Linked DNA regions of Mus musculus: regions 1 and 3 are each linked to region 2. Evidence: chromatin loops called from intact Hi-C (ENCODE). Cell type or tissue: left cerebral cortex. All regions are shown on one strand.

The links. A loop is a pair of places that touch in the nucleus more often than their neighbours do. Peaks named below come from ENCODE experiments on the same cell type or tissue, not always from the same donor. Only the 100,000 strongest peaks of a DNase experiment are listed, where the experiment ranks them.
Region 1: a loop joins it to region 2, with 3 times the contacts of the local background. A loop is called at or near these places in 16 of 42 quality-filtered maps.
Region 3: it touches region 2 in a loop (4-fold over the local background); 2 of 42 quality-filtered maps call a loop at or near these places.

The regions. Positions count from the first base shown.
Region 1 is chr5:48,720,790-48,728,789 of GRCm38, reverse strand. All of the region lies in intron 1 of Kcnip4 (Kv channel interacting protein 4), which reads left to right. Among named protein-coding and RNA genes, the nearest start is that of Gm52772, 290 kb to the right of the region's middle. In left cerebral cortex, no CTCF peak of the experiment used is centred here; no DNase peak of the experiment used is centred here.
Region 2 is chr5:48,425,802-48,433,801 of GRCm38, reverse strand. All of the region lies in intron 3 of Kcnip4 (Kv channel interacting protein 4), which reads left to right. It overlaps Gm52772 (a long non-coding RNA gene), which reads right to left and starts at 3,862. Exons shown (of 3, transcript XR_003955741.1): 1 at 3,295-3,862; 2 at 1-54. In left cerebral cortex, a CTCF peak has its summit at 3,138 (motif pointing left); a DNase peak (open chromatin) is centred at 3,135.
Region 3 is chr5:49,346,569-49,354,568 of GRCm38, reverse strand. The region is part of intron 1 of Kcnip4 (Kv channel interacting protein 4); the gene reads left to right. Among named protein-coding and RNA genes, the nearest start is that of Kcnip4, 170 kb to the left of the region's middle. In left cerebral cortex, CTCF peaks have their summits at 99 (motif pointing right), 2,314 (motif pointing right) and 3,782 (motif pointing right); DNase peaks (open chromatin) are centred at 3,796 and 4,813; H3K27ac peaks cover 443 bases.

The sequences.
Region 1 (8,000 bases), 290 kb before region 2:
GACAGTGTCTATAAATATTAGGAGGAGGGAAGAGTATCCAAGGGGAGTTGTTTACATTCAAGCACCAATAGTGATGAAGTTAAAATCTAAGATAAAATACCTAACTAGCAATTCCTGTACAAAGAATAACAGGTATGGAGAGATGACAACATGCTAGGCCTACTGCAGGATAGAATATCTTTTCTTACCTGAACAATAGAGGGCCTTTTAGATGCACGCAAAGACTTAGGACTTTACACTCATGCCTCCATCTAGGCTTCCTTCTGTCATGATAATTTGCTTTTCAATAAAGAACTGAACTTTTTCTATTCTAAATTATCAGGAGTACTTTGCAACTTACTTTTTGTCTATGGACACTACTCCTATGTCAGGACCTTGTATTCTCAAGCATAAAATGAGAAGATAGTCCAGAAATGCCCCATTCCTCTTGAATAAATTGGAAACACAACAAGGGCAATAATTGTTTCCTGCTAAGTTTTCTTCACTATAGGAAAAGTTAGTTCTTCATAAATGTTCAATGACCAAGTGTTCAACTTTGTTTTTTCCATGAGCTATGGGATTTGCTTTTAGACAGCTTCATCTGAGTTCTACCTTTGAGCTATGCTGTTGTAGAAAAATCATTTGTTCTTAGAGCCTGTTTCCAGAACACTCAATAGATAGTCTCTAGTTAGCTATTCTCACTATGAAAACTCACTATGATTTCTTACATGTGTTAGTCCATGAAAAAGAAATCATCTAGCCCATTAAAACACTTAGCTGATTCATTATCTTCATGTGTGTTAGCTCTATAAGACCAGTGAGAACTTTCTACATGGCCATAATCAACTATATAAAGTATTTTGGCTACATTTTGGGATGTTTCAAACCACAAAAGACTATATTTAGCCATTAGAGTCTTTGATGTTATATTTGTATTGATTAAAAGTGATGGGCAACTGAGATTGACCAAGATTGGAGAGTTTACATGCTCTTCTGCTGAAGGTAACCTTAGGGTATTTATAAATTTAGCAGTCTTGATGATAAAAGGGAGCCCCATAATTGTCTTGATAGATAGAGCTGCCTTCAAATCATCAAAATGGTATTGGTTATATTATAGCTTCTACCATATAGACAATCATAGAGGGCTGTCTCGTTAATGGAGGAAATGAAGTATAAACATATTATAATTAACATATTTGTGTTAAATATTCCTTTAAAATGTCCATGTTAAGAAACATAATGGGCTGGGGAATGGGGAAGAATACCATTAATCCTAGCACTTGGGAGGTAGAAGGAGGCAGAACTCTGTGAGTTCAAGGTCAACCTGGTCAACAGAGTGAGTTCCAGAACAGTATGGCTACACAGAGCAACCCTGATCTGAAAAGAAAGAAAAGAAAGGAAAGAAGGAAGGAAGAAAGGAAGGAAGGAAGGAAGGAAGGAAGGAAGGAAGGAAGGAAACAAGGAAGGAAGGAAGGAAACAAGGAAGGAAGGAAAGAAGGAAAGGAAGAAAGAAAAGAAGGAAGGAAGGAAGAAAAGAAAAAAAGAAAAAAGAAAGAAAGAGAGAGAGAAGAAAGAGAAGAAAAGAAGGAAGGAAGACAGAGTGAAAAGAGAAGAGGAGAGGAAAGAGAAGGGGGGAGGGGAGGGAAGGAGAGGAGAGGAGAGGAAAGGAAAATATAATGAGTGGCATTCCCCTCTTGACTCTTAAAAGATGATAATGGAGCCAACTAATGTTGGGATGTGGGAGTTTTCTAAGTTGATCACAGAAAAATCCACAAATTCACAGTCCAAAATAACCTAGCTATATTCCAATAACCTGAAGCATGACAAACAGCTTGGAGAACTATTGTCCGGCTTTTGTGTCCGCCAGCAAGAAAGACGCAACAAACCGGAATCTTCTGCGGCAAAAGCTTTATTGCTTACATCTTCAGGAGCAAGAGCAAAAATGGCAAAACCCCGTCCCTTTTAAGGAGAATTATCCTCCGCCTAGGACGTGTCGCTCCCTGATTGGCTGCAGCCCATTGGCCGAGTTGTCGTCACGGGGAAGGCAGAGTACATGGAGTGAAGAACTACCCTTGGCACATGCGCAGATTATTTGTTTACCATTTAGAACACAGGATGTCAGCGCCATCTTGTAATGGCGAATGTGAGGGCGGCTCCCCACAGAGAACAGAGTTACCTAACAATCCCAAAGTTCTTCCATTCCTCAGACCTTTTGAATTACAGTATCTAGGAAGAGGCTTAAAAATAGGTTTTAATGTGCCCTAATACACATTGAACTTTAAGACTCACTGTTTATTCTTTTACTTCCATTCTCTGTAGTTTCTTTTTTTTTAATTAGGTATTTTCTTCATTTACATTTCCAATGCTATCCCAAAAGTCCCCCATACCCTCTCCCCCACTCCTCTACCCATCCACTCCCACTTCTTGGCCCTGGCGTTCCCCTGTACTGAGGCATATAAAGTTTGCAAGACCGATGGGCCTCTCTTTCCAATGATGGCCGACTAGGCCATCTTCTGAAAATGCAGCTAGAGACACGAGCTCTGGGGGGTACTGGGTAGTTCATATTGTTGTTCCACCTATAGGGTTGCAGACCCCTTTAGTTCCTTGGGTACTTTCTCTAGCTCCTCCATTGGGGGCCCTGTGACCCATCCAATAGCTGACTGTTAGCATCCACTTCTGTGTTTGCAAGCCCTGGCATAGTCTCACAAGAGACAGCTATATCAGCACCATGAAGTGCAGCTCACAGCTCCACTGGAGCAAATGATGGGAGTCAGACCTTGTAAGCCCATAACTCCTAATGGAGCTTATGATGGTTTCTAAACAGCCTGTTTGATTTCCTGTGCCCAAATCTAACCACTTTCTCTATGCCTTTGTCCTCTTCCTCAGTCATTTGGAGTTTTCAGGATGTAGTGGAATAAGGTTGAGATTATGTGGATGAGCTCATGCTCATGAGAGCAAATATAAGTAAATAAAAGCTCCTGCCCTCAGACCAACTGGGGGCAAGCTTTGCTGTCAGTACTAAATCAGCTCAATTTCAAAGTGACTCCTTATAGAGCAGTCTTGAAAATCATTATGTTAAGAGTCTGTAGTTTTCTAAACATGGAGTACCACAAAGTGCCCTATAACAGGTACATCTTGTTGCTGTGATGAAATACCATAACTAACCAGACAACACTGATGAAATAAAGGCTTTATTTAGGCTTATATTTCCATAGACAAAGTCTATAATGGTGGGGAAAACATGGCAGCAGGAAACCAGAGCAGGAAGCTCTCCAATCACATCTCAACCAAACAGAAAAGCAGAGATGAATGAGAGTGGGGCAAGGCTGGGAACACTCACATGTGTTCCAGTGACATACTGACTCCAGCAAGACTGCACTTATAAGTTCCATAACCCCACAAACAGTGCTATCAGTTAGGGGGCCAAGAATGAAAATATTAAAAATATGAGAGATGTTCTCATGCAAACTACCACAGTCTCTTCATTGGTCTTAGCCCAGATCAATAATAAACTCAGAACACTGGGAATGAGGTGGAAAGAGCAATGGAGGAGGAGGAACAGAAGTGGGGAGAGAAGGGGAAAGATCAAGCCCATTCCATTAAAATACAAAATTATAAGGAGTAAACAGCACAGAATGCTATACCCTGCAAGGTTCTGACATCGTGTCATTCAAACCACTATTTTAGTACTCCCGGCTCTGTGTATTTCCTACTGTGGAATTGATTTTCCAAGAACACCTTCAGTATCCTGCCATCCTTTCTGTGGTATGAAGGGTTAAAAATTATTTTCAAAAAAATTATTTTCATAGTAAGTCTAAGTCCTTATTTGCTTTCTATTTTCTTTTTCCCTTAACAAGTACATAATAAAGTTTCCAGAGGTTTTATATGATATGAAAATTAAATAAAGCAAGCAAATATGAAAATATAGCTACTTCATTAAGCCAGGAAGAAAAGGTATATTCTCAATGCCCAAGCAGTGGTCTCACTTTTTTAAGGAAATATAGGTTTTTTTTTTTATAATTATATCAAATGTTCTTGTATTGGTAACCTTGTGTGCTATAAAACAAACCAAAGATATTAAAAGTACCAAAAACCAAATTTGTATATCTTAGCTCGAGAAATGAGAAGCCTGGGATCAGTGGTCTGGAATTATTCAATTCTTGAGGCCTACCTCCTTGAAGGGCTTCCTCGCTGTTGACTGAAATAGACTGTTCTTACAAAGGAATATGGAGAAAGATCGAAAGATGAAAACCTAGTATCCACATATTCATTTTAGGGTCCAGGTTATCTCACTTAGAATGATTACCCACAGCTCCTTCTGCACTCACTACTTCCATACCTGCATGATCTTTGCATCTAAATATTATCCCACAGTTTTATTATCCATTCATCAGATAATGGGCATATAAGGTTTTTCCATTTCCTGGCTATTGTGAGTATGGGAATATGCCCAGGAATGATCTCACTAGAGCATATATTAGTTCTATTTTTGACTTTTGGAGGAACTTTGATTCTAATTTTCATAGTGTTTATAGTATTTTCAGTTAAAACAATAGTAAGTGTTCCCCTTTAATCACATCTAAGCCACAGTTTATAATGCTCTCTCAGATACAATAAGTTATCAAATAAAAGTCTGATGTCAGGATGTCTTGGTCCCTGTTATTATAGCCCAAGCAAACTTTAACCCAGGCATGCCTTTTTATTTTTATTTGAATGAAAGGATTTGAATGGATGTTAACATCTAAGGCTCCTGACCAAGTTGCTAAAGTCTAGAATCAGAAGACAAATACCTGTAACATTCTTTTCTAAGAACCATTGAGATTCTTAGGGAATCCCTAGAATTGGGATGGGAATATTGGAAAGCCTGGGATAGTTTTTGATCTTGCCTCCGAAGGACTCCCACCCATCATGCTCTTCCTTGAGTTCACACTGTTTCTTCTCTGTGCTTCTATACTGCAAAGCATTGTTGGCACATGGACTCACAACACTTAATTAAAAAACACACAACTCTAACACCTTTTAGTAATTAATTTACCCTGACTTTAATTTCATTTGCTTCTCACTTTCTGACTTCTAACTAAACCTGCTAATTACTTGCTGCTAATTCTGTTGCATTCTCCTACAAAGAAAGAAACAAATGTTACAAATACCAGGTTGGAATACAGAGAGTGACAATTCAATGAAGAAACCAGTTTCCATGAAAAAGTAATACAAGTTAGTTAGCAGGTTAAAAAATAAAATGAGTGTGATAAACAGAGTAGGTACTAAGCTATATTTCCAACCCTATCTATATATTTTTTAATTTATATATTTGATTTGAATAAGAAAAAAATGACCTCAGAGTAGAACAACATGGCTCCCTCCCAAAAGGCAGGCCCATTTGGTCAAATATTTTCAGTGTAAATTACTCTGTGCTTTCCACAGAATGGGCTCTGTTCACAAAACTGGGTGAAGTAGACTGAGCTGGTCATTTAGAGAATCCATTTGATGTTACCCACCCACAACCCCTGGGGAATAGTATTTTCTCATTGGCTTGTTGTCTACTCAAGATATATCAGTTTCAATAGAATCAATATCATAATCTTCTGAGTAACCAATTAAATATTGCAATTGTATGTCATAGAAATTTCTTCAGCATAAATCTTAATAATGCAAAAGAAAATATGATGTGTTTAATGTATTAACTTTTCCATTTTCTCACATATGACATAATGCTTAGTAGGTTAATCTGTAGAACAATGTTCTCAAGTTAGTTTAGTAGAATCACTTAAGGAGATGGTTTTTAAAATACCCCTGTGTATACCATATCTTACTTCCACACATCAGAAACTTTGGTATAAGAAGCCAATCTCTATACAAAGTTAACAATTTTTTACAACAAGCTGCCTGGTTTTCAATCATATTCACATCTTCTCACATCTCTGACCTTCAGCTTCCATCCCTGTAAAATGTTCACTGCAGTACCACCTACTTCAATGACCTTGAATAAAGTAAATGTAGGTAAATCATGAAAATCATAATATTGTATCTAAAGTATGGGAAGATATCTGTTTGTTTTACTGTTATTTTAGCTTATAATAGTATTATTTCTATTATCATTGAAACACATTGTACAGCACAAGTAATGAAATATAAGAAAATTAATTGTGGTTTATACATCCATTCAAATAAAATAAGTACTCAAAGAAAGAGAAGAAAATCAAATGGTATTAATCAGCCACCAAACCCAGACATTATTGCACAATGCCAGAAAGATTTTGCTGAAGGGACCCTGGTATAGCTGTCTCATATGAGGCTATGCCAGTGCCTGGCAAATACAGAAGTGGATGCTCACAGTCATCTATAAGATGGAACACAGGGCCCCCATTGGAGAAGCTAGAAAGAGCACTGAACGAGCTGAAGGGATCTGCAACCCTATAGGTGGAACAACAATATGAACTAATCAGTACCCCCAGAGCTCGTGTCTCTAGCTGCATATGTAGCAGAAGATGGCCTAGTCAGCCATCAATGGGAAGAGAGGCCCTTTGGACTTGCAAACTTTATATGCCCCAGTACAGGGGAATGCCAGGGCCAAGAAGTAGGAGTGGGTGGGTAGGAGAGCAGGGCCTGAGAGAGGGTATAGGGAACTTTCGGGATAGCATTTGAAATGCATATAAAGAAAATATCTAATAAAAATAAATAGATAAATAAAGAAGTAAATAAATAAAGAAAAAAGAAAATCAAATGGTATCAGATGTTGAGGGGTTTTGTTTTTGTTTTTGTTTTGAATGGGCATATTGTTTATGAAAAAGCTCTCTGTGGTCAGAAAATAGTTTCCTGGTAGTATTTATTGGAAGTAGTATTCAACAATGAATTGTAAGTTATAGTAGGAAAAGTATTGGGAATGATAATCTAAATATGGGATAGAAATAGAAAGGCTAATAGAATAGAAGTAAATTTGCAAAAGATGATTTATAAGAGAAGACACAAATCAGGGAAAAGATGTCCTAAAGAGTCATATTCTTTACTACCTCTAGCAGAAACCATAAGATAGGATCATATCATTATTATAAAAGTAGACCACTGCCCCTGCCTTCCAAAATTTAATGCATTCCTTAAATATATGGATGTACAAATGAACATGTAAGCAAACCAAAGAAAGCCAGAGCAGAGCAAATGCTTGTGAAAGTAAAATCCAAATCAGTTTTGTATTCTCAGGCATATATGCTGCCAGTTCAGGGACAAGTCGGGGATCATGGCACGAGAAGCTTAAGCCCTCTTTCGGAAAATCTTTAAAATTTTACTTATTTTATATAGGTAGACTTTTAGTCACCATTAAGGGTGGGGGAGACCCTTGTTTCTGGCTCACTGAGTTCCTGAGGAGTCTGCCGCTAACGTTGTAAAGGAAAAGGAAGAGAAAAAGAGTGAAGCTTCCTCAAACTCCTCTCTCTCGCTGTTACCTTAGTTCTGAGCAACTCCGGCTACAACCCTAATAATTGATGGGATATATTTTGAAGACAGTTGGTTACATAGGTGTTCTTAAGAAAACAAAGTATTACTATTTGTTAAGCATGATTATTGGACAACTTATATTCATTTTCTAAGGTTCTGGTATAGCTTATTCCACTCTAAGAGAAAATAAAATTGGTTGTAAAATATTTTTGCCACTCATTAGCAGCATCTCAAAAATAGCATCAGCAAGTTTCTTTACTTTCTGATATCCTATTTATTCCCAAACGTTAAAAATCCAATTTACTATTATTGATCTGTTTTTCAGTGGAGCACAGAAATCTTTTGGATTAGGTGTTTAAGCTTTGCTTGGTCTAGCTTTATGATTAAATTCCTCCTAAAGCTGAATTGATCAACATTTTAATAAGTATTGTTGAACTATGTATTTATATTTGATCCTCCTTTTTATTATTTTGAGGTTGCTTAAACCAATATAAAATTTATTGATAATTTGTGGGAATATTGTGTTATATATGAAATTATTTTATTTAATGAACAAAAGTACTTTAATCTGGAGGTAATTTTTTGAATTT
Region 2 (8,000 bases):
TCCAATCTTCTGGTTCTTCCATTATACTTTTCTTTTACACGAAGATCCCTAAGCCTTGAAGTAAGGAGTAAGATAAAAACACCTGACTCAGGACTGAGTGCTCTAAGCTCTCACTCTCTACACATTCTCCAGCTGGGGGTCTCTGTAGTAATTATCATCTACTGAAAGGTGAAACTTCTCTTATGCCCTAATTTATGAATATAGCAATATATCATTAGAAATCATTTTACTGTTGTATTTATTTAGCAGAACAATAGTAGCCCCCACCCCCAAATCATTTTCTAAGTGTAGGACTAGGAAAATGTCCCTTAAAAAGTCACATCAGTTGAGCAAACTGAAGGGTGGTAAGAAACAATACACAAACTGCCATTGCTCCAACTCTTTGCTTTGACAAAAAGTGTCCATTTTCAGCTAAACATTTTAAGAATCAGAGAAACTGTTTTTCATCTTCCTAGGGATCCTAGGGGATAGAAAAGCAGAAGAGGTTGGCAGTGTGTTGAGAGGTTATGTAAGGACTACACCACCCCTGAATTTTTCATCTTCCAATAGAGATAACCAAGTGTAATGTTATGATGATTTAAATTCAGATACTTGTCCCTTTCTGAGAAGCAGTGAGGTTAACAACTGACAAATGAGAAAATAAAAGTATCTGGGAGTGACTACAAGGAACTGTTGGTTTTTCTTCCTTGTGTGTAAAGAACATAAAACCTTCAGCTGTATGCATCCCTAGAGAAAGAGCTGATATCCCAGACTCATCCAAAGAGAGTTTCAAATAGGCTCTCTTGCTGATTGGAATAATAATTTTACCATATTTGCAAATAAATGTCTTGAGCATACATAGGCTCTTAGAATGAAAACATGCAGCTGTGAAGCAGAAGTAGTAGGGCTTGAGTTATTGAATGATTCTTTTATATGCCTAGTCTCCCTGGGTATTTTGGGGGAGTCAACTTTTATGTATTCAATAAACCAGTGCATATGTTCTATTTAAACTATTGTAGTTAATGAACAGAAAGAGAGGATTTTACTACTTCAGTTCCTGCGGTAAATATATGAAGGCAGTGAGCTACCTGCCTCTCATAGCCTCCAGTCCTGCCAGCCCTCATAACTCCATTTATACTCCTTCTATATATGCATATAGTTCAAGATACTTCTGAAATAGTAGTCTTAGATATGGCTTTTCAACATCCCTAAAAATTGAGCAATCAAAGACTGAAGCAAAGAATTGGAGCAATTGTAACTTATTATTGCTTACCACAGCTTAAGTCCTAATGATATATTTAACTCTGAAAATATCATCAAGGATGCCCCAGTAGGACTTTCAGCAAGAAACAGACCCACCAAAATCAACTCAATCATGCACATATCACAAAAATAATTACGACCATTGTCATTAATAGGAGTGAAAAACAGACGCAACAATAGTTCCTACACAGAGATCAACAATTCTGAGTTAGCTATATTATTAAGAAAAGCAATGGGTTTTCTCTGTGTTCTTGCCTTTTTTTTTTTTTTTTTCAAACTTTGGAGATGAGAGGAAGACATCTTGATTCTCAGATTTTCTAACACTTTTATCCAGCTGTGATAAATTCACCTTCTGCCAGAACATGATAGTTGAGGAGAAGCAAGAATCCACAGGGGGCAAGGACGGGCCTGCCCTCCACTCCTGTTGGTTCTCTTTAAAGACAGCCTCATGCAGAGTCGGATCTAAATAATTATACATGGAGTAAATACTATGAAAGAATTAGAAACTCCATTCTAATGAATGAATGAACTACTCTATGTATCTAATGGGACTGGAACTTTTACTGAGTACATTATGCAATTGATCCCTCAGTTCTCCCCAAATGCCTATATAACAGGTGTAACTGTCCCCTATATGTGGTTGAATTCATAGATGTAGATCTAACACATATTGATAGCAAACTGTATATTTCACCTTAAGAATGGCTGATCTTGAGTTACCTGTATGAGATCATCACAGTTGGACACATTGACCATCTCTTTAGTTGATGTTCACATCACAGATTTTCATCTTTCTCTTCTTGGCTTCTCTGTATCCTACAGGTTTTAAAAGTCACTTGCTTTTGGATGTCTCTAGAGTTCTTCCAGGCTTAGCCCTTCCACAGTTTCTCACTGCACTCATCACCACAGTCACAAAATGACGATGCTCAGCTTGTGTTCACCTTATCAAATAGAGCTAAGCTGCACATGAAGGCCCTCCTCTGCAATATTTATTGCCTTAATTCTGACTTACTTTTCATGACCTCCCATACAGACTATATTTCTAAAATCCACACTGAAGAGAGTTGGGGATATGGCTCAGTGAGTGAGGTCCTGGGTTCCATTCCCAATATATAGACATACTTTTGATAGTTAATGTGAGCTGTCATCTTGTCAGATCCAAAGTCAAGACTCCCCTTGGGGGTGGGCATCTGAGCATCACTATGAGGGATTACCTGGACTGTATTAGTTGGGCTAGGAAGACCCATTTCAGAATAGAAGACAAGAGCAGACAGCAGAAGCGTACATTCACTTGCACTCCGCTTCTGCCTATGGCTTCAGTGTTTCCCAATACCAAGTGGCTGCAGTTTGTGTATGACTTATCTTCATTTTAATCTCATTGGTAAATAACCACAGATGTGCATACCAATTTCAAAGGTTAAAACTACTTCCTAATAAAACAATGAAGCAGGCCTGTATGGTGGGACTCCACACACACAGTATTTTCACACTCAAATTTTGTAATTTGTTTTTGTTGTTGTATCAGTTTTCTTCTTGTTTCTAAGACCTCCCACCACCACTATTGTTGTTATTATTAATAATTATTATTATTAATGTCATTAAAGCCAATTGTGGCTCTAGCACCAGAAGATGAACATACATTTAGGCTGAGCTGCTCCCCTGTAATAATCAAGAAAGTATGAAATAACGTCTCTGGCATCCTATCATTAAAACAGTTAAGTTCTCTAGGTATTCAATTTAGGAGCAAGGCTCACTGATACATTTCTTAAGGAACAAATAGCTTTCTTGCAAGAAATGTAGCTGGATATACATCAGGCTTAGGGAAAGAAAAACCCTGAAAAATAAGGCCCAGCAATTGTGATTCCAGTTAACATAGAGGGCACTACTGCCCCCTTGTGCCTCAACATGACATTAAACCATAAAGAATGTTCCAGGGCAACTGTCACCTGAGCTGCAGAGAGCCCTGTGAAGAGTTCTGTTGCTGATGGCTGAAATTAACTAGGCCTGGCATCATGTAGCACTCTCATCTGGAGGCAGGGCACAATAACATACCTGCAGAATGACTTTCTTTGTAATGCAATCTTCTGACCCTCTTGCAAATTGTTTCTTCAGAATCATGAAGAACCACCAGGAGAAAGCAAATGAAAATAAAAGTTTCTCAAGTCATTACAATAGGCAGAATGTATGCATCAGGATAAACACGAATTTGACATACAGCCAATCTTCAGAGTCCCAGGGCTGCTCCAGGAAACCCCAGCTTGCAGCTGGTAATAAGAGAAGAGAGACTAAAGAAACACAGGAATACATGTGCACCCAACACACATGTATGCACATTTGCCATGTATTGTCTCACAAATGAGCACATGCATATGCAGACATAAAAAGCTAGCTTTTCCACAGTCTTCTGCCCAGTAAGTTTCAGAATATTAGTTTCTTAGATCTTTGTGTGTATGTGTTCAATATGCAAGAATGAAATAGGCTGAAGGAAGCCTCTTGGCAGGTATGGATCTGCCTGCTGATTTGTCCCTGCAGCCCCAGGTCCAGATAAGTGGAATAACTGTCTAACAAATAACAACTTATTCTTGTTTTAGTGAATTCATGGGTTTCAAAGGCAGTGTGATAAAATTATCCAATGTTTTTTTTTTTTGGCTTTCATAGTTACAATTAATGTTTATGAAAAAACTCAGTTAAATTTAAATTTCTGTTCTCCAACTCCAGTTCAAATCTCAGGCCCCTGATTAAACCTCTGCTTAACAATGGCAAAGTTCCTTAACCTATACTGAGCTCATTTGTTGCAAACCATGTGGGAAAATATCTGCCTCCTCTACCTGTTATGAGGATTTAATGAGAACACGACATCTTCTCCACTGCCTGGCCCAGTGCCCAGCAAACCATGGGCAATCATTAAAAGTTAGTTTTCTTCATCTGGCCCAGCCCCTACCCTCCCTCAAGTCTTCTTTGGTTATACTTCAGGTGTTTCAAACTCTGAATCTACCCAAAACAATTCAACTGTTTCTATCCATCTATTTGATAATCACTGATGGAAAAACCATTACCAAACTTATTTCAAAACATGAACTCATTTTTTGTCTTCATATTCTGTTATGTGATGCAATAAAATTGCAAGAAGATTATAGCTTCGGTTAGGATGATTTTTTTACAACCGGAAGTGGAGAATCATTCAATAGCATTGTCATAGCCAGTGAGGAATGTGTCTAAGCTCATATTAGAAGTTCATCAAAGACAGGTCTAATGAAGTTAGCAAGGATTCAGAAGTAGCTCGTGTGCTAGAAGGCAAAAGTTCAACTTTGAGGAAACAAATGTTTGCAAAACCACCCAACTACACCTTCCTATTCATATGAATATCAGCCTCAGGATATTTTACTCATTTTGATGGAAACACTCCAATTTTTCTGTTGAGACTTTTTAAAAAAAAATTTTTTTTATCTTTTCATCTTTTTTAATTTATTTTTTATTAGGTATTTTCCTCGTTTACACTTTCAATGCTATCCCAAAAGTCCCCCATACCCACCCACCCCCAATCCCCTACCCACCCACTCCCCCTTTTTGGCCCTGGGGTTCCCCTGTACTGGGGCATACAAAGTTTGCAAGTCCAATGGGCCTCTCTTTCCAGTGATGGCCGACTAGACCATCTTTTGATACATATGCAGCTAGAGACAAGAGCTCTGGGGGACTGGTTAGTTCATATTGTTGTTCCACCTATAGGGTTGCAGATCCCTTTAGCTCCTTGGGTAATTTCTCTAGCTCCTCCATTGGGGGCCCTGTGGTCCATACAATAGCTGACTGTGATCATCTACTTCTGTGTTTCCTAGGCCTCGGCATATTCTCACAAGAGACAGCTATATCTGGGTCCTTTCAGCAAAATCTTGCTAGTATATGCAATGGTGTCAGCGTTTGGAAGCTGATTATGGGATGGATCCCTGCATATGGCAATCACTAGATGGTCCATCCTTTCGTCACAGCTCCATACTTTGTCTCTGTAACTCCTTCCATGGGTGTTTTGTTCCCATTTCCAAGAAGGGGCAAAGTGTGCATTCATTCACATATGCGCATCTGCACACAGCATGTGGAAACCAGAAATAGATGGACATCATCACTCATATGCGATCCCTCTCCACTTTCTACTTTTTTTTCGTTTTATGCTTTTTTGTTTTTTTGCTTTTCGAGACGGGTTTTTCCGTATACACCTGGCTGTCCTGTAACTCACTCTGTAGACCAGGCTGGCCTAGAACTCAGAAATTCGCCTGCCTCTGCCTCCCAAGTGCTGGGATTAAAGGCGTGCGCCACCACGCCCGGCTTCTGCTTCTTTTTTTTTTTTTCTTTCCATTTTTTAATAGGTATTTAGCTCATTTACATTTCCAATGCTATACCAAAAGTCCCCCATACCCACCCACCCCCACTCCCCTACCCACCCACTCCCCCTTTTTGGCCCTGGCATTCCCCTGTTCTGGGGCATATAAAGTTTGTGTGTCCAATGGGCCTCTCTTTCCAGTGATGGCCGACTAGGCCATCTTTTGATACATATGCAGCTAGAGTCAAGAGCTCCGGGGTACTGGTTAGTTCATAATGTTGATCCACCTATAGGGTTGCAGATCCCTTTAGCTCCTTGGGTACTTTCTCTAGCTCCTCCATTGGGAGCCCTGTGATCCATCCATTAGCTGACTGTGGGTATCCACTTCTGTGTTTGCTAGGCCCCGGTATAGTCTCACAAGAGACAGCTACATCTGGGTCCTTTTGATAAAATCTTGCTAGTGTATGCAATGGTGTCAGCGTTTGGATGCTGATTATGGGGTGGATCCCTGGATAAGGCAGTCTCTACATGGTCCATCCTTTCATCTTAGCTCCAATCTTTGTCTCTGTAACTCCTTCCAAGGGTGTTTTGTTCCCACTTCTAAGGAGGGGCATGTGTCCACACTTCAGTCTTCATTTTTCTTGAGTTTCATGTGTTTAGGAAATTGTATCTTATATATTGGGTAGCCTAGGTTTTGGGCTAATATCCACTAATCAGTGAGTACATATTGTGTGAGGTCCTTTGTGAATGTGTTACCTCACTCAGGATGATGCCCTCCAGGTCCATCCATTTGGCTAGGAATTTCATAAATTCATTCTTTTTAATAGCTGAGTAGTACTCCATTGTGTAGATGTACCACATTTTCTGTATCTATTCCTCTGTTGAGGGGCATCTGGGTTCTTTCCAGCTTCTGGCTATTATAAATAAGGCTGCTATGAACATAGTGAAGCATGTGTCCTTCTTACCAGTTGGGGCATCTTCTGGATATATGCCCAGGAGAGGTATTGCTGGATCCTCCGGTAGTACTATGTCCAATTTTCTGAGGAACCGACAGACTGATTTCCAGAGTGGTTGTACAAGCTTGCAATCCCACCAACAATGGAGGAGTGTTCCTCTTTCTCCACATCCTCGCCAGCATCTGCTGTCACCTGAGTTTTTGATCTTAGCCATTCTGACTGGTGTGAGGTGGAATCTCAGGGTTGTTTTGATTTGCATTTCCCTGATGATTAAGGATGTTGAACATTTTTTCAGGTGCTTCTCTGCCATTCGGTATTCCTCAGGTGAGAATTCTTTGTTCAGTTCTGAGCCCCATTTTTTAATGGGGTTATTTGATTTTCTGAAGTCCACCTTCTTGAGTTCTTTATATATGTTGGATATTACTGCCGCCTTCCAGGTCACCCCTTCTTACAATCCTTCCTCCATCCCCCCTTCCTCTACTCCTCTGGGCAGGTGGCTTCCCCCAGGGTATCCATCCACCGTGGCACACCAAGACTCTGTGAAGCTAGGCACATCCTCTCCCACTGAGGTCAGAAAAGGCAGCCCAGCTAAAAGAACATATGCCACACAAAGGCAACAGATTTTGGGATAGTTTCCACTCCAGTTGTTCGGGACCCACATGAAAACCAAGCTGCACATCTGCTACATATGTACAGGGAGCCCTAAGTTCAGCCCATGTGTGTCCTTTTCTTGGTGGTTTGGCGTTTTCATTTCTGGGAGCCCCAAGGGTCTAGGTTAGTTGACTCTGGTCTTCCTATGAAGATTCTATCCCCTTCTGTGCCCACAATTCTTCCTCCTATTCTTCCATAAGAATCCCCAAGTTCCATTCACCTTTGGATGGGTGTCTGCATCTGTCTGAGACAGACTGGTTGGAGCCTCTCAGAGGACAACTATGTTAGACTCCTGTTTACAAGCATAATAGAGTATCATTAACAGTGTCAGAGATTGATGCTTGCCCATGGGATGGGTATCAAGTTGGGCCAGTTATTGGTTGGCCAGTCCCTCAGTCTCTGCTCCATCCCCACTCTCTGTACTTCTTATAGACAGGATGAATTTTTTCAGGTCAAAAGTTTTGCGGGTAAAACTTTTTTTGTTGGTGTCCCTATTGCTCCACTGGAGTTCCTGTGAATTTTTATTCTATTGATCTTGTTTCAGTATTACTAGGTTGATGTCATGCCAACCTGAAAGTGATTTCAAATAATAAGATCTGCATAATGATCTCGGTGGCGGCAATAAGTAAATAAACACGGGATACACCGCAGCATATGGAGTCCTATTCATAGCTTTTGCAAACTGAATAAATCTTGCCATCACTTCCTAGCCCTTAAAACCCTGAGTGACAGCCTTCCCTGAGTCTTCATTCTCTTCAAGCCTCCTGTAAAGCAGCAGGCCTGTAAGAAGTAAACTATTTGTTAACATTGCCTCTGTCCTCTGATACGTTTATAAACAT
Region 3 (8,000 bases), 920 kb before region 2:
CTTCTCTTATATCTCTTTAGGCAGTAATTTTACATGGAAAGGTGTGTGTGTGTGTGTGTGTGTGTGTGTGTGTTTCTTTATTTAAATAAATGTTCATGTTTTCCAGCAGGTGGCAGCACCAAACAAACCGAGTTTCAGAAGTAGCAGCAGAAGACAGGGCCATCTCAGAGCCTTTTGGGAAGCCTTTTCCTGGGTGTGTGGGATGTTGTGTGACCATAACAAAGGGACACATGGTCTTATCATTGTTTTTTGCTGAAATGCAGTGAGATCCAGAGTCAAACAACACAGCCTACTGCTTGTTAGGGATGTCTAGAACTTCTCAGAGGGAAAACAGAATTTCAATTTTCTTCAAACTGACGTGCTGAACATTAATTGTGGATATGAAAGCGATTATTTGTTAATTAAAATGCCTGCCAATTAAAAAAATCTTGTCTTCAAAGTTATTTTAAATGTCCTTTTAGGTAGCCTAAGTATTTTACTTAAGTATTCTCTAGAATCTGATTGATTGATTGATTATATATGTACATGTATGTGAATATTTTGACTACCCATATTTGTATTAGTTATATTTTTGTGCACCTGTACCTTTGATGGCCCTGGAGTTCTGTAAAGGACATCAGACGAATTGGAACTGGAGTTAAAGATGTTTGCGGGCTGCCATGTTGGTGCTGGGAACACAGATTCTCTGTAAGAACAAGGACTCAACCACGGATCCATCTCTCTAGTCCCTTCAGTGTCCTTTTAATCACAAATGATAAATTCAGGGAGTCATAAAAAGTGTTTTCTTTTCCTTTTGGTTTTGCTTTTTTTTTTTAAAAGTGTGGGTTTTAGTAAATACTGTGACACACATACATACAGAAACATCTTTAGTGGGGAACGGAGATGTTAGATTATAGCGCAGTATCAATTTAGCCAGTGATTGTGTGGGTGGAGGTTTGTAACTGCTTCCTAACCAAGTAAGACATTCACATCTATTTCTCTTTGAGGAATGACAGGTGTAATGTGAGCAATTGTTTGCACGTTTCATCCTCTCTAGGAATCACTTTTGGATTAGGAAGAATGACATTTCTTTTAACGTAATTAGATTAAAATTTTTTTTATAAAACTAAAAACAATTATATTGGTTTTTTCCTCCTAATTTTCTTCCCTCCAGCCCTTCCCATGAATCCTTTTCCTTTACTCTTTATCAAACTCATGGCTTTGCTTTCTTTAATTGTTGTTACATTTTTCTGTCTTCTTTAAGGAGCATTTCTTTTTTAAAAAAAGTTTTTACTACATATTTCCTTTTTTACATTTTAAATGTTATCCCCATTCCTGGTTTCCCCTCCAAAAAGCCCCTATCCCATCCGCCCTCCCCCTGCTCATCAACTCACCCACTCCTGCTTCCTGTCCCTGGCAGTCCCCTATACTGGGGCATAGAAGCTTCACAGGACCAAGAGCTCAGGAGCATTTATTATGTTATTTTCTTTTGTAGTCTCCCTGAACTGAACTGAACAAATACTGAATTAATATGTCTGATGTAAATTCAGTTCATTTAGAATTTACTCATAGTCTCATAGTTGATAACTTGCCTCTATTACATCAAATCACCTTTTCAATTAGACTTTGAACTTACACATTTTGTTTATGACATGAAAAAAAAAACAGTGATGACATATATTTCAGGATATATAGTATTTTATTATTTGCTCTCATGACTAACTTGTAAAGTTTTTAACAAATGTATTTTGAAATAAAAGCAAGTGGTGACCAGATGGGCTAATAAAAATTCAGGACTACAAAGCCTCAAAGTATTGTATAGTTGGCGATTAGGCCAGCTGCCTGTCATGTACTGTGCTAAGCCATTGGCCTCTCTCCTTCCCTTGTCTACTTTGCTCCCAGTTCCATCTCCCTGCATTCTATCTGGTGATGTCTCCTATCCACAGCCTCAGAGAAATCCACACAATATCCCTAGGGAGTCTGGCTCTGACCCCTCTTTGGGACTCCTATCAGGAGGTCCGGTGCTCTTACTGGGGTCATGCAGCACTAATTGGTCTCTCCCTTGCAGTGACATCTCTTTGTTTCTTTGGTGACATGTCTTTGCTCACTGGGCTGCAGGGACATGGGCCTTCTCAGTCTTTCATGACGCAAATTTCTGGTAGAATTTTCACATGTCTTCCTTAGATCGTCTCAGATGTTGCTGCAGAGATCCCACGGCTGCTTCCAATCGCAGGAGCTCTGACCACTTGCTCTGCCTTTTCTCTTTATTGCAAATCTCATTGGCTGATAAGTCATCAAAAATACAGTTGTACTTTTGCCTCTTTCACCAGAATTTTGTCCACAAGAGGGCAGAGCTTTTTTTTAAAATTGTTGTTTTGTTTCTTATTCATTTTTAAATGATTATTATCATATTGTAATACCTAGAGTAGTATCTTGTATGTAATAGATGGAAAATGTTTTTTTTTAATTTACACGATTAAGCAGACTGATAAATAAAAACCATACTTCATGCATTCTGGTCTATAGGTTAATATAGCAAGGTAAAGAATGGTTACCTAAAGCCTATGGTTCACAGAGTTGTGATAACGATGTAAGTCCATTCATGATTCCTGCTAGATCTCCACTTTATGAAGATAAGAGAGCTTATTCTTTCCATTTGTTATTCAGGAAGTGAGACAATTCAGGTTTGGTTCACAACTTAGATGGTAAGAGGGTTTTCTGCAGAAATCGTTGTATTTAGCCTGTGTATCTTTGTTTGTTTGGCTTTTGTTTGGTTTTTCGAGACAGGGTTTCTCTGTGTAGCCCTGGCTGTCCCAGAACTCACTATGTAGACCAAGCTGGCCTCAACATCAGAAATCCACCTGCCTCTGCCTCCCAAGTGCTGGGATTAAAGACGTGCACCACCACTGCCCGGCTTCTGTGTATCTTTTAAAAAATTATGGGGATGTGAGAAATTATGACTTGTGATTTGAGAATTTTTGTTGTTGTTGCTGACCGCTTTGACAAATTTGCTTTAGACCAACAGCAATAGTAATAGAGGTAAGTTGAGTAATAGGAGGACAGAGGTTAGAACCTATGAATCGGAGGTCTAAAGACTTATGCCTGAGTCCCTGATGAGCCTCTTACAATTGAAGTGAAAATTTTGGTAAGTAATATGAACTCTTTGTGCCTTAGTTTTCCTTGTGCTATAACTGAAACTGCCTTAAGTATTTTTATGGAGGCATTGAGAATGGAGACTGGCAAGTCCTGCACTCTCTTATAGAGAGTGGATTGCCTTGGAATAAGCTATGCAGAACTCAGTGAGCACTGTAATAGTTTGATTTTTCTGTTGCTCTGACAAAACTGCTCAAATTGAAATCAACTTGGGGAGAAAAATTGTAATTTGGTTCTAGAGGAATAGAGTTCGTCGTAGTGGGAAAGGCATAGCAATGGGTTGGCATGCTAGCAGGGGCAGAAAACAGAGAGACCACAGCCCGGCCCAGGTGGTGGTATCCTTCCCCAAGCAAGGCTTCCTCTTCTGAAGCCTTCACAATGTTCCCAATCAGCATCTGGGGATCAAGTGCTATATAGGCCCTGTAGCATCATTTCTCATTCACACCACAATAACATGAAGTCCTTTGCTTCAAAAATAATAAAGATGATAAATCCAGTGTTTTGTTTACTGCCTGCTTATTATCTGACAGCTGTCTGAGTGCCAGATCATATGCCTCCTTTAGCCATTGTGGTGTGCATAATCTAGGGATCCTCAACACAGAGCTGGACTAGAGGAAAATTTTGATCCCTGTCAACTGCTGTGTTGACTCCTTATCGCCACAAGATGTCGCTGTTGCAGATGACATGTTTCTATTGCAATGGCTTGCTAACATTGCTGTTTTTCTATCCAGTTTCCTGCAGTCATACAGGGCCAGAGCTCTGATCCATCTGTCTGTCTGTCTGTCTGTCTGTGTTTCATCTGCAAGGTCACTTTCAGATGTCAGGCCCTTCCTAGGGAGCAAGTCCCCTCTGCAGACCGAGAGGCTCTGGCTCTAGCTTGTCCACCTTCTCCAAAAGGTCCAACTCTACAAAGAAAAACCAAAGAACTCAAGAAGGCAGGCACATTAGCATGTGCAGACACTGCTGCCTTCTCTCGGGGCACTGTCTCTAGTGAGAGAAGCAAGGGGTTTATAGAATAAACCTCCAAAGCAAACTTCTTCCCCTGCCTCTTGCATTGCCTTGCCACCATCCTGTCAATGATTGTTGAGGTTAGAGAAAGCCAGGTCTTTTCCAGTCCCAAGAAGCACAAGGGTCAGCAGACAAGCAAGGTGACAGTGTTGCAAGTTCTCTGAGACTTGCAAAAGTGCAAAAGGGAGAAGAGGCTCACAAACAGCCCAGGCCTTCCAGGCTGTGATCCACAAACTATTGCTAGTTCTAAGTAGCAAAGGTACCATTGGTGTGTGTGTGTGTGTGTGTGTGTGTGTGTGTGTGTGTGTGTGTGAGAGAGAGAGAGAGAGAGAGAGAGAGAGAGAGAGAGAGAGAGAGAGAAAGAGAGAGAGAGAGATCATATATATGTATGCATCATGTCCAGATAATCATCACAGCCTCTGGATACCAGTAGGACATAGTTTTTATAAATAATTCACTGAAAGCCGATGCCTTAGTGCCATGCTGTGTGGCCCAGGGCTCTGGTGTTTCTACTTTCTTTCTGTGAAATTCTAACTCATTTGGGAACTTACTGAACTGTTCTTATGCCTAAGTTGCATATTCTGCACGTCGACTGGCACTCTATCTTGCCAGCTTTAGATATTTGCTTTTTCTTTCTTGTCTCCTTATAGTCAGAACTTGTCTTCCTGGCTGGAATTATAGCTGTGTGCCTACACTTGCAAGTCTGCTTCCTCTCTGCACTGCGCACAGAGTAAATTGACTCAAACAGTTTATGTGCTATATCAAGCCATTAGAGAACGTGCTTGCATATTGTGCATATATACTTTCCATTTCTAAAGGGCTGCGGAGCTTGGGTGGCAGTTGAAGCAACCTCTTACTCCCTTTCCTCTGCCTGTCCTGCCTTTAACTACGGAATCACACTGTTCATTACTAAAATGCATAATCACATTTAGGGCAAATGATCTAATTGCATAAATTTTCTCCTGATCTGGAGTTCCTGGCACTCAAGACATTTCCTAGCAAGCCTATTATAACTCACAGGATGCTTCTAAATTCTGTGTATTGGCTCAGGGCTCTTTCTTCAAACCATGAAAAGGCAAACGTGGTGATCTTAGTTTTAGGTAAGTCAGCATTGTTTTTCTTCTGTTTGCCACCCCTGTAAGGAAGGAGCCTCCTTCCCAGACTGAGATGAGAAAGTCAGCACCAACTTACAGAAGGAGCAGCCTGCTTATGTCCTTTCATTATCAGAACATGGCAGTTTAGTTTGCACAACTCTGTTTTGCTGAGAAAATTTAGATTTAGAGGGCAGAACTGACTTGTCTAAGACTAATAAGGTCATGAGAACGCTCCATACCTGACCACTAGGCCACTACCACAATCAAGGACTACTCTTACTCCCATATGACACTAGAAATGGACAATTTGCTTTTTTAAAATTTTATTTTATTTAGAGGGACTGAGAGTTGATGCATACCTTTGAAGTTAACTGTCAATTTTCAGAAGCCTATGGAATAATGTTCAATGGTCCTACTTGAAAATTGTTGACTGGTTCTTTTTATTCAGTACAAAGTAAAAAGGAAATAATTATGCAAACTTCATTACGGGAAAAAGCAAAACGACCAGCAGTCCATTTTAGTCTCTGTGTCTAATGAGTGCCCGCTGGCATGTACTATTGTGTTAGAAGAATGCACAGCTATGGGCATTGTTTATTGTGTTGCATAGGCAACAAGCATAGTTTAAATGTGATAACAGAAATAGGCATATAATTTGGGCAATGTTCTTTTTATTTGTGTGACCTCAAAACCAATTCTGGAATTGTTATTCAGTGACCTGTACTGCTCATTGACAACACCGTCTGAGAATTTCAACAAGGAAATTAGATTGAGTGTACATCATTCCGTTTATTCTAGAAGCAATTGTTGAATGAGCACTGTCCTAATGGTGCACTTAGACACTATCCTATCAATTCTTGTCGGCCCATCTCATGGATCCTTCCCTTCCAATTTCATTTCTTCCACCTTTTCCCCAGTTCCATGGTATTCTCCTTTACTGCATCACTCTAATGTGGATAGAGACTATGAGCATTCATTCAAAAATAGAGAACTCATATTGGGAGTCTTTGGGTTCCTGGCAGTCACTAACAAGAATGAGTTGATGTATAAATACTGCTCACTAGAATCTAACTTTGTTTATGAAGTTTAGCTTTAATGCTCCAAAACAAACAAGTAAAGAAACAAACAAGCAAACAAATAACAAAAAGGTAATATCCTTACTGGCTTATAGCAGGACAATGCACACACTTTTATCTTCATGTTGAAATAATTAAAAGCAGAAATTTTTATTCAAGAATCACTGTTTTGCTGGAAGTTAGCTAGTTATACTGGGTTGATAAGTGTTTTAGGCACTAGAGGTGAGTAAGGCATAAAAAGCAACATGTAGAATGTGTAACTATAATGGGCCATGAACAACATAAATATAATAAGAAAGTAATTTGTTTAGTTACATAATTATTGCTTAATGCATAAATAACTAATAAACACAAAAATACTCCAAGAGAAACACATAATAAGAAATGAAAATAATTTATAATAATCCATTCTTCACCTTTCCCCAATAGGGTAGTCACAGGTCACATGTGGCTAATGAGCACTTGAAATGCAGCTGACTCTCATTGAGAAGTGCCATAAATAAAACATACCCTCTAGTTCTCCAAAAGCTAAGTGCTAACATGTGTACAACATCTTAGCATTTTTATGTTGATTATTTGTTAACATAACATTTTGGGCATATTGAATGGAATAAAACGTGTTACAAAATTTGGGGTTGTTTTCTTTGTCTAATCTGCACATTCAGCTTTGCAGGCAACATTTATCGAAGAGGTCAACCTTTCTCCACCATGGTGCCCTTGTCAAGGACTTGCTGTGTGTGTGGAGATGTATAGATTTATGGTTGAGAAATCCTTGCTTTTTGTGGTCTTTCTGTTATCTGTAGTTCAGACCATGCTGTCTTGATCAGCTCTGTCTTATGTCTTGAGAGCAGTTGTTATTATGCCTCCTGCTTTGTCATCCCTGCTCATAGTTCCTTAAGTTGGTCAGAGCCTTTCATGTTTATATATGAATTTTAGGTATCTATTAAATTTCCCTGGAAAGGCCATTGGGCTTTTGATTGTAGATCATTGTAGGGTATATTGAATTTATAAATATTCTCTAAAATATGGACATTAAAACAATATTATTTATTCCAAACAATGAAATTTCCATCTTTCTATGCGTGTCTTCTTTAACCAGTTTCATCAATAACTTAAGATTTTGTTTTGTAGCTATCTGACTACACTGATGAAATTTATTCCTAAGTGTTTTATTTGATTACAGCTGTTACAAATGGGATTGCATAGGTTCATTTTTATAGGTTTAGTTTGTTTATCCTTTGAGCCACTCAACTTACTACTTCTGATTTTCATGAAGTCACCAGTGTACCATATATATTTTCATAGGGTTGTAATTACACATCAAGTGAATAAGGAGTAGAAAGGATAACTTTGCCTTTCTGTTGTGTCTCTAGAGGCCATTAAGTTATTTCTAGTTTGAAAAGTAAGCAATGAAAGCAATGCGTTTTCCCTTAACCAATAGAATCTCTTCTCTCTTCTTCCCTTGGAATGAATATAAAATATATAAAAAATAAATTAAGATTACAATTTTCATTAAAGGGTAAGCTCAATTTTAATTTTATGGGGTATTATTTTTAGGGGTTTTGAACTTTAATTTCTTTTTAGCTAAAACAATTGATTATTTTTACTGGGGGAGGTGAATACATGCCAGCGTACAGTGGGGGTCAGAGGACAATGCTGCGGAGTTAGTTCCTTCCTTCCATTTTTACGTGGG